Regions from separate parts of the Homo sapiens genome. Here region 2 is linked to region 1. Evidence: read pairs that join two places in POLR2A ChIA-PET (ENCODE). Cell type or tissue: Panc1. All regions are shown on one strand. Each heading gives the region's core, and the rest is flanking DNA. Links, peaks and the distances in the headings are about the cores only. Region 1 has its middle 5.6 kb from the start of METTL16. Region 2 overlaps PAFAH1B1 (platelet activating factor acetylhydrolase 1b regulatory subunit 1).

Evidence for each region. Peaks named below come from ENCODE experiments on the same cell type or tissue, not always from the same donor. Only the 100,000 strongest peaks of a DNase experiment are listed, where the experiment ranks them.
Region 2: POLR2A ChIA-PET joins it to region 1 with 6 read pairs; 5 of 35 experiments call an interaction of 5 or more read pairs at or near these places.

The regions. Positions count from the first base shown.
Region 1 is chr17:2,515,290-2,519,685 of GRCh38, reverse strand. No RefSeq gene overlaps it. Among named protein-coding and RNA genes, the nearest start is that of METTL16, 5.6 kb to the right of the region's middle. In Panc1, for the core only: no CTCF peak of the experiment used is centred there; no DNase peak of the experiment used is centred there.
Region 2 is chr17:2,648,874-2,653,269 of GRCh38, reverse strand. All of the region lies in intron 2 of PAFAH1B1 (platelet activating factor acetylhydrolase 1b regulatory subunit 1), which reads right to left. Among named protein-coding and RNA genes, the nearest start is that of MIR6776, 42 kb to the left of the region's middle. In Panc1, for the core only: no CTCF peak of the experiment used is centred there; a DNase peak (open chromatin) is centred at 2,339.

The DNA.
Region 1 (4,396 bases), core at 289-4,288:
GTTGCAGTGAGTTGAGATTGCACTGCTACATTCCAGCCTGGGCCACAGAGGAGACTCTGTCTCATTAAAAAAAAAAAAAAAAAGGAAACTGGGAAGAAGAGGAGGAGGATATATATATATATATATTTTTTTTTTTTTTTTTTTTTTTTTTGAGACAGAGTCTCACTCTGTTTCCCAGGCTGGAGTACAGTGGCACAGTGGCATGATCTCGGCTCACTGCAACCTCTGCCTCCTGGGTTCAAGTGATTCTCCTGCCTCAGCCTCCCGAGTAGCTGGGATTACAGGCGTGCACCACCACGCCCAGCTAATTTTTTGTATTTTTAGTAGAGACGGGATTTCACCATATTAGCCAGGGTGGTCTCCATCTCCTGACCTCATGATCTGCCTGCCTCGGCCTCCCAAAGTGCTGGGATTACAGGCATGAGCCACCGTGCCCGGCCAGGAAACTGTGGGAAGAAGAGGAGGAGGATGTTTCAGAAAGAGAGACTAGTTTGGGTGAAGAGAGATGCAGAAAAGAACACAGAATATGTTCAGAGACCAGATCATAGTGAATTTGGCTGGAAGGTAGTTAAACGCCGAAGGAAAAGGTAGATTGGAACTGCTGTGAATGGTCTTGTATTCTAGGATGAAGTCTTATTAAATATGAGTAGGAGAGTCAATATTGAAGAAATGCCAATCCTCTCAAAATTCATCTATCTATATAAAATGTAATAACAATAAAAAAATCCCAAAAGGATTTTTGTAGAAAACTTAATAAAATGGTTCTGGAGTTTATTGCATGGACATGTGAGTCAGGCAAATTCTGAAAAACAAGATTAACATAGGGGCCTTATGTTATATTATACTGCATAGTAATAGAAAGCTACACTAATTAAAACAAATGTGTACATGTATAGAAATAAGCTGACAGATCAATGAAACAAGTCTAGAAATAAACTCAAGCATATGTGGGAAGTACATGAATTACCAACAGGACGATTCAAATCGATGTGTTAAAAATGGTATTCACGCGGGCCGGCCGCAGTGGCTCATGCCTGTAATCCCAGCACTTTGGGAGGCCAAGGCAGGCAGGCGGATCACCTGAGGTCAGGAGAGCACTCTGGCCAACATGGTAAAAACCCGTGTCTACTAAAAATACAAAAATCAGCCAGGTGTGGTGGCTACTCAGAGGACTGAGATAGGAGAATTGCTTGAACCCAGGAGGCGGAGGTTGCCGTGAGCTGAGATCATGCCACTGCTCTCCAGCCTGGGTGACAGAGTGAGACTCCATCTCAAAAAAAAAAAAAAGGTATTCATGCTGGGTGTGGTGGCTCACATCTGTAATCCCAGCATTTTGGGAGGCCCAGCTGGAAGGAAGGATCGCTCTAGGCCAAGAGTTCAAGACTAGCCTGGGCAACATAGCAAGACTCTGTCTCTAAAAAAAAAAAAAAAAAAAAAAATTTTTTTTTTTTAATTCGCTGGATGTGATGGTGTGCACCTGTAGTCGTAGCTACTTAAGAGGCTGACATGGAGGCCAGGTGCGGTGGCTCACGCCTGTAATCCCAGCACTTTGGGAGGCCCAGGCAGGCGGATCACAAGGTCAGGAGATCAAGACCATCCCAGCTAACACGGTGAAACCCCGTCTCTACTAAAAATACAAAAAATTAGGCAGGTGTGATGGTAGGCGAGATCCTGCCTTCAGTTTTGGGGGCTATATACCTAGAAGTGGAATTGCCAGATCACAGGGTAATCCTATTTTTAATTTTTTGAGGAATTGCTCATTTTAGAGTATAATCCCTATTCGTCTACATTTTGATTCTGTTTTGTCTGTCTGTGGTGCTTGTGGATGAGGTGTGTGTAGTGAACACCATCACTCTTCAGCAGTATTTTGAGCACATGGAGGGACTGCAGGCCTGCCCTCTTCCCCACCCCAAGTTAGGTGGGGACATCTGAGTTGATTTGGTTGTCAATGATGCGTCTCACTTCCGAGTGGAAGCTCTGAAAAGCCATCCTCTCTCTCTCCTTTTTGCAGGGGTCCTGGAAGCCCATGTTGACATGGTGGTGCCGCAGACTGTGGCTATGTGGATCATAGAATCGTCACATGGAGGATGGCTGTCCTGAGCAGCTGCTGAGGCCACAGGAGGCTTTGCTTCCCCTCCAAACTGTCTTTTCCTGCATAAGTGTCAGGCTGTGTGTGTGTGTGTGGTTTTTTTTTTTTTTTTTTGACAAATTTGATTTTCTCTTCTTTTTCTTATTTTAAATCATTTTTTTTTAAATCATACAAATGATGTATGAATCCATTATCATTGTAAGACATTCAAATGATATAGACAAAATTAAAGACTCTCATGTCCCACTTCTAACATTCCAACTCAGTTTTCCTGAGGTTTCCCTAAGGTAACGCTGTTCTCAGTCTGGGTTTTTCCTTTCAGATCTTTTTCTACGGCTACTTTTATGCTTTATATTTTCATATTGAAATGTGTTCTGGTTTTACTTTATATAAACAATATCAAACTGAACCTACTGTTTCACAATTTCCTTTTACCTTATTCCATATCTTGGAAATTTTCTGTGTCAGTAGATATAGATTTCCTTTTTTTTTTTTTTTTTTTGAGACAGGGTCCCGCTTTGTCACCCAGGTTGGAATGCAGTGGCATGAACATGGCTCACTGTGGCCTCGACCTCTTCGGCTCAAGCAATCCTCCTGCCTCAGCCCCTCAAGTAGCTGGGACTATAGGCACACACCACCACACCCGGCTAATTTTTGTATTTTTTGTAGAAATGGGGTTTTGTCATGTTGGCTTCCCACACCACCACACCCGGCTAATTTTTTTATTTTTTGTAGAAATGGGGTTTTGCCATGTTGGCTTCCCACACCACCACACCCGGCTAATTTTTGTATTTTTTGTAGAAATGGGGTTTTGCCATGTTGGCTTCCTAGGCAGGGCTCAAACTCCTGGGCTCAAGCGAACCTACCTGCCTCAGCCTTCCAAGGTGCTGGGATTATAGGAATGAGCTATCGTACCTGGTCAATTTTTTTTGGTTTTTATGATTATTTTGTTTCTTAATCCATATGGGATTATTTTATGTATGGTGTAATTTTAATTTTTTTCCAAGTGGAAAACATCATTATTGGCTATTCTTGCACATTTTGTTTTCCAGCTAAATGTTATAATCATCTTAAGCTTCCTATAAAACTTCTTGGCATTTTAGATGGTCTTCCTATTCACCCTGTATTTTTTCAGAGTATCCTCAAATTTTCTGGTGTGTCAATAACACTAATTCTGAATTTTCAGCTCGATTTGAAATTTACTGTTTAATTTTTAAAATGAGTATGTTCTGTTTTATGAGACTTGGAACAGGAAGCAGGGCAGTAGTAAGATGTACATTTATATCCAGTTCTTCCACCAGCTATCATTATTCATTTATTTATTTTATTTTTTGAGACGGAGTCTCCCTCTGTTGCCCAGGGGGGAGTGCAATGGCGTGATCTTGGCTAACTGCAACCTCTGCCTCCCGGATTCAAGAGCCCAGGTAGTCGAGTCTACAGTGAGCTGTGATCATGACGCTACACTCCAGCCTGGGTGACAGAATGAGATCCTGTCTCAAAAACCGTAAAGAAATGAAAAAGAAAATGTGGTATCCTTAGTGCAGAGGATCACTTCAGTGGCTCTCTCAGTTATGTAAATGTAAGCTGAGAAAAAATAATTGTTCTGTAACAGGATATCTTTTTTTTTTTTTTTTTTTTTTTGTCATGGACTCTTGCTGTTGCCCAGGCTGGAATGCAGTGGCGTGATCTCAGTTCACTGCAATCTCTGCCTCCTGGGTTCAAGTGATTCTCCTGCCTCAGCCTCCCAAGTAGCTGGGATTACAGCCATCTACCACCCCGCCTGACTAATTTTTTGTATTTTTAATAGAGACGGGGTTTCATCATGTTGGCCAGGCTAGTCTAGAACTCATGACCACAGGTGATCCACCCTCCTCAGCCTCCGAAAGTGCTGGGATTACAGGTGTAAGCCACTGCACCTGCCTGGATATAGCTTTTGTGACAACTATAATGGCTATTAGATCCCTGATATGTAAACTTGGTCCCTAAGAAGGAGGTGGATACATTTACATAAGGAAGCTAGAGTCTTCTAAGCTAGAAGAAATTGATACTCAATGATTACTTTCTGAAATACAAAGTTAGAGAGACCTGTGGCTGTTGACAGGCTGGCTGTGGCCAAAGGACAGTGACAGGGAAGGGCCACAAAGTCCTTGAAATAATTAATTTCAGTCAAGAGGGAGTCCAGTCTGATGCCCTCAAGGATTGATTCCAGTCCAGTAGGCAGCTGATGCTGAAAGCAGCTCTGATAACTTGCTAGGCAACATTTCATAATTAGCAGCATTATTCACTGGATGTGCAGAATCAGTTTCC
Region 2 (4,396 bases), core at 245-4,244, 130 kb before region 1:
CGACAGGCCCTGGTGTGTGATGTTCCCCTTCCTGTGTCCAGCTGTTCTCATTGTTCAATTCCCACCTATGAGTGAGAACATGTGGTGTTTGGTTTTTTGTCCCTGCAATAGTTTGCTGAGAATGATGGTTTCCAGCTTCATCCATGTCCCTATAAAGGGCACAAACTCATCCTTTTTTATGGCTGCATAGTATTCCACGATGTATATGTACCACATTTTCTTAATCCAGTCTATCGTTGTTGGACATCTGGGTTGGTTCCAAGTCTTTGCTATTGTGAACAGTGCCACAATAAACATATGTGTGCATGTGTCTTTATAGCAGCATGATTTATAATCCTTTGGGTATATATACCCAGTAATGGGATGGCTGGGTCAAATGATATTTCCAGTTCTAGATCCCTGAGGAATCGCCACACTGACTTCCATAACGGTTGAACTAGTTTACAGTCCCACCAACAGTGCAAAAGTGTTCCTATTTCTCCAAATCCTCTCCAGCACCTGTTGTTTCCTGACAAAAAGTACCCAATCTTAAACTAAGCCCTAGAACTATTTGGCATCTAACGCCACTACATGAACATGTGCAGCTATAGTACATTCCCATGTACAACGTGAAGTGCGCGGGCAGGTGCAGACCTTCAGTGTATTTCACACAGGCCAGGGAAAAACCGCTTTCCAATCAATGCCAAATATATATGATGTTCAAACAGATTCACAGGAGAAACCTCAGGACCTCAACTAACTGCAAAAGTCAGTTTTTTAAAGCAATAAAGTAAACAACAACAAAAATGCTTAAAAATATATCACAGTCATGAAAACACATGGAGAAATGTTTTTGGTTTTTGTTTTGTTTTGTTTGAGACGGAGTCTCGCTCTGCCGCCCAGGCTGGAGTGCAGTGGCGCGATCTTGGCTCACTGCAAGCTCCGCCTCCCGGGTTCACGCCATTCTCCTGCCTCAGCCTCCCGAGTAGCTGGGACTACAGGCACCCGCCACCACGCCCGGCCAATTTTTTTTTTTGTATTTTTAGTAGAGACGGGGTTTCACCGTGTTAGCCAGGATGGTCTCGATCTCCTGACCTCGTGATTTGCCCGCCTTGGCCTCCCAAAGTGTGGGATTACAGGCGTGAGCCACTGTGTCTGGCCTAGAAATGTTAAGTACATATTGTTAAGTCAAAGCAGCCAATCTGAAAAGGATACAAGCTATATAATTGTAATTTTCTGGAAAAGACAAAACTATGGTTAACAGTAAAAATATGAGGGGTTTAGGGAGGCAGGGAAGGATGAATAGGGGGAGGCTGAGATTTTTAGGGCAGTGAATTTATTCTGTATGACTGATGGATATATAACATTAGGCATTTGTCAAAACCAACAGAATATACAACAAAAAGAGTAAACCCTAATGTCAACTATGGACTTCAGTAATAATGTGTCAATGTTGGCTCATCAATTATAATAAATACACCACATAAATGTGAGATGTTAACAGTAGGGGAAACTGGGGAAAGGCAAAAAGGCATATGGCACCCTCTACCAAGTCACTCACTCCATTCCCAAATCAAAATTACTACGGAAAACACTTAAGGCTTTTTGGGAAAATAATTTAAGAGAAGCAAGGAGGTTTACAAAACAAAAAATTTAGGAGAATTTATTACCTCATATTGAAATGTATTTTTCTTTTTTTTTTTTTTGAGATGGAGTCTCACTCTGTTACCCAAGTTGGAGTGCAGTGGTGCAAGCTCGGCTCACTGCAGCCTCTACCTCCCAGGCTCAAGAGGTTCTCCTGCCTCAGCCTCCCAAAGTAGCTGGGATTTCAGGCAGGCACCACCATGCCCAGCTAATTTTTTTTTTTTTTTTTTTTTGTAGAGACGGGGTTTTGCCATGTTGGCCAGTCTGGTCTTGAACCCCTGACCTCAGGTGTTCCGCCTGCCTCAGTCTCCCAAAATGCTAGGATTACATACGTGAGCCACCGCACCCGGCCAAAATGTATTATTAATGTAAAGCTACAATAATCAAAAGAATGTTCTTCTGACTCCTGAAAGCACAGCAAGTCCAAAAACCAATGCAAGGTTTTATAAGAAGGTGTTTTCAGATCAATAAGGAAAGGGCTATTCAATAAATGTTTCGGCATGTGGATAATGACTCAGAAAAAGCACTTCGATCCCTTTCTTGCATAATCAACAAACATAAATTCCAGATGGCTTAGACATTACTATAAAAAGAAATGAAAACAAAAAGGTCTTAAGAAAGTAAAAGTGAATACTTATGTAGTCATGATTAGCGAAGGTCTTCCCAAATATGAATCTAAAGGTAGTATCAAGGAAAAGACAGTTTTCACTCTGTGACACTTCTCTGCAACACATGACCATGGGTGACTCAGTACCCTAAAGTCCTCTTAGGAATCGACAAGAAAAATGTAAACACTACAACAGAAAACACAACAAAACAAAAACGTAGCAACACCCCGAACAGGCACTTCACAGAGGAAGAGAATGGCATTATACACACACAAAAAAATGGTTAGAACTCACAATAATTTTAAAGAAAATATTTCTATAAATTGTGGGATTACTTTTATATACCCACATAAAATTTGATTTTTTCAATTAACTTCCTTTTTTTTTTTTTTTTTTTTTGAGACAGAGTCTTGCTCTGTCACCCAGGCTGGAGTGCAGTGGCGCAAGACCTCCCAGGATCCTCCCACTGAGGCCTCCCAGGTAGGTCCCAAGACTGCGCCGACATCCCTGTATTTTTTTTTTTTTTTTAGATGGAGTCTTGCTCTGTCACCCAGGCTGGAGTGCAGTGGTGCAGTCTCGGCTCACTGCAACCTCCAGCTCCCGGGTTCAAGTGATTCTCCTGTCTCAGCCTCCTGAGTAGCTGGGATTACAGGTGCACACCGCCACGTCTGGCTAATGTTCGTATTTTCAGTAGAGATGGGGTTTTGCCATGTTGTCCAAGCTGGTCTTGAACTCCTGACCTCAAGTGATCCACCCGCCTCGGCCTCCCAAAGTGTTGGGATTACAGGCGTGAGCCACTGCACCTGGCTGCCAGACTATTTTTTAAATCAATTTTTTGTAAAGATAAAATCTTGCACCTACGTTGCCCAGGCCGATCTCAAACTCCTTGGCCTCCCAAAGCGCAGGGATTCCAGGCCTAAGCCACAGTGCCTGGCCTGTTTTGAGGCCTTTCTTCACACAGAAGTTTTCTATTTTGATACAGTCAAACTTACCAGTCTTCCTTTTGTTTCTACATTTTATACCTTGAGGAAGTCCACCTCTACCCAAAGGGTATATTTTCTCTACCACTTTATACTGTTATTCTGTATGTGTTCAACATTAAGGCTTTTAATACCACCTTATCCCATGCTAAATTTCATAAATGGGCATGTCTTTGAACTTTGTTCCCCTAACCTATTTGTCTATTCCACATTTTACAATAATATTTGTATATCTGATAGATTCAGGTGCTTTCCCATTTATCATTTAAAATATTTTATTTATTTTTCTCTTCCAAATGATTTTTAAGATCAAGCTGGTCAAGTTAATGAGAAATTTAGTTTGAATTTTGATTGGGATTGCATTTAATTTTATTATTTTAAGAGTTGTGATATCTGTCCAATACTGACTTTTTCATCCAGAAACAAGGAAAATCTTTTCTACTATATTATCCAACAACAAGAACAGTTTATTATTTATTTATTTTGAGACGGAGTCTTACTGTTGCCCAGGCTGGAGTGCAGTGGCACGACATCCGCTCACTGCAACCTCCCCGCCTCCCAGGTTCAAGCGATCCTCCTGCCTCAGCCTCCCAAGTATGTGGGACTACAGGCGCGCACCACCACGGCTGGCTAGATTTTTGTATTTTTAGTAGAGATGGGGTTTCGTCATATTGGCCAGGCTGGTCTTGAACTCCTTATCTTAGGTGATTCACCCGCCTCGGCCTTCCAAAATGCTGGGATTAAAGGTGTGAGCCACTGCACCTGGCCAGGAAGAGTTTATTTTTGTATGCCATCTTGTTTCAGGTTACCATACTAAACCCATTAATTTTTTTTTTTTTTTTTTGAGACAGTCTTGCTTTGTTGCCCAGGCTGGAGTGCAGTGGCATGATCTCGCCTCACTGCAGCCTCTGCCTCCCAGTTTCAAGCAATCCTCCTGTCTCAGCCTCGACATCCCAAAGTGCTCGGGTTACAGGTGTGAGCCACCCCCACCTGGCCCTGAAACCATTAATTGTAATTGTTGATTCCCTTAGGTTGGCTCTGTAGATGCTGTCACCTATAAATGTTTGGCTGCTTCCTTTCCAATAGTTCTAATTCTTTCTGTTGCCTTACTACATGAGCTGGAATCTCAAATATATACTGAAATAGATGCAGAGACACAGGAACTCTTAGTTTCTTGCTGACTTT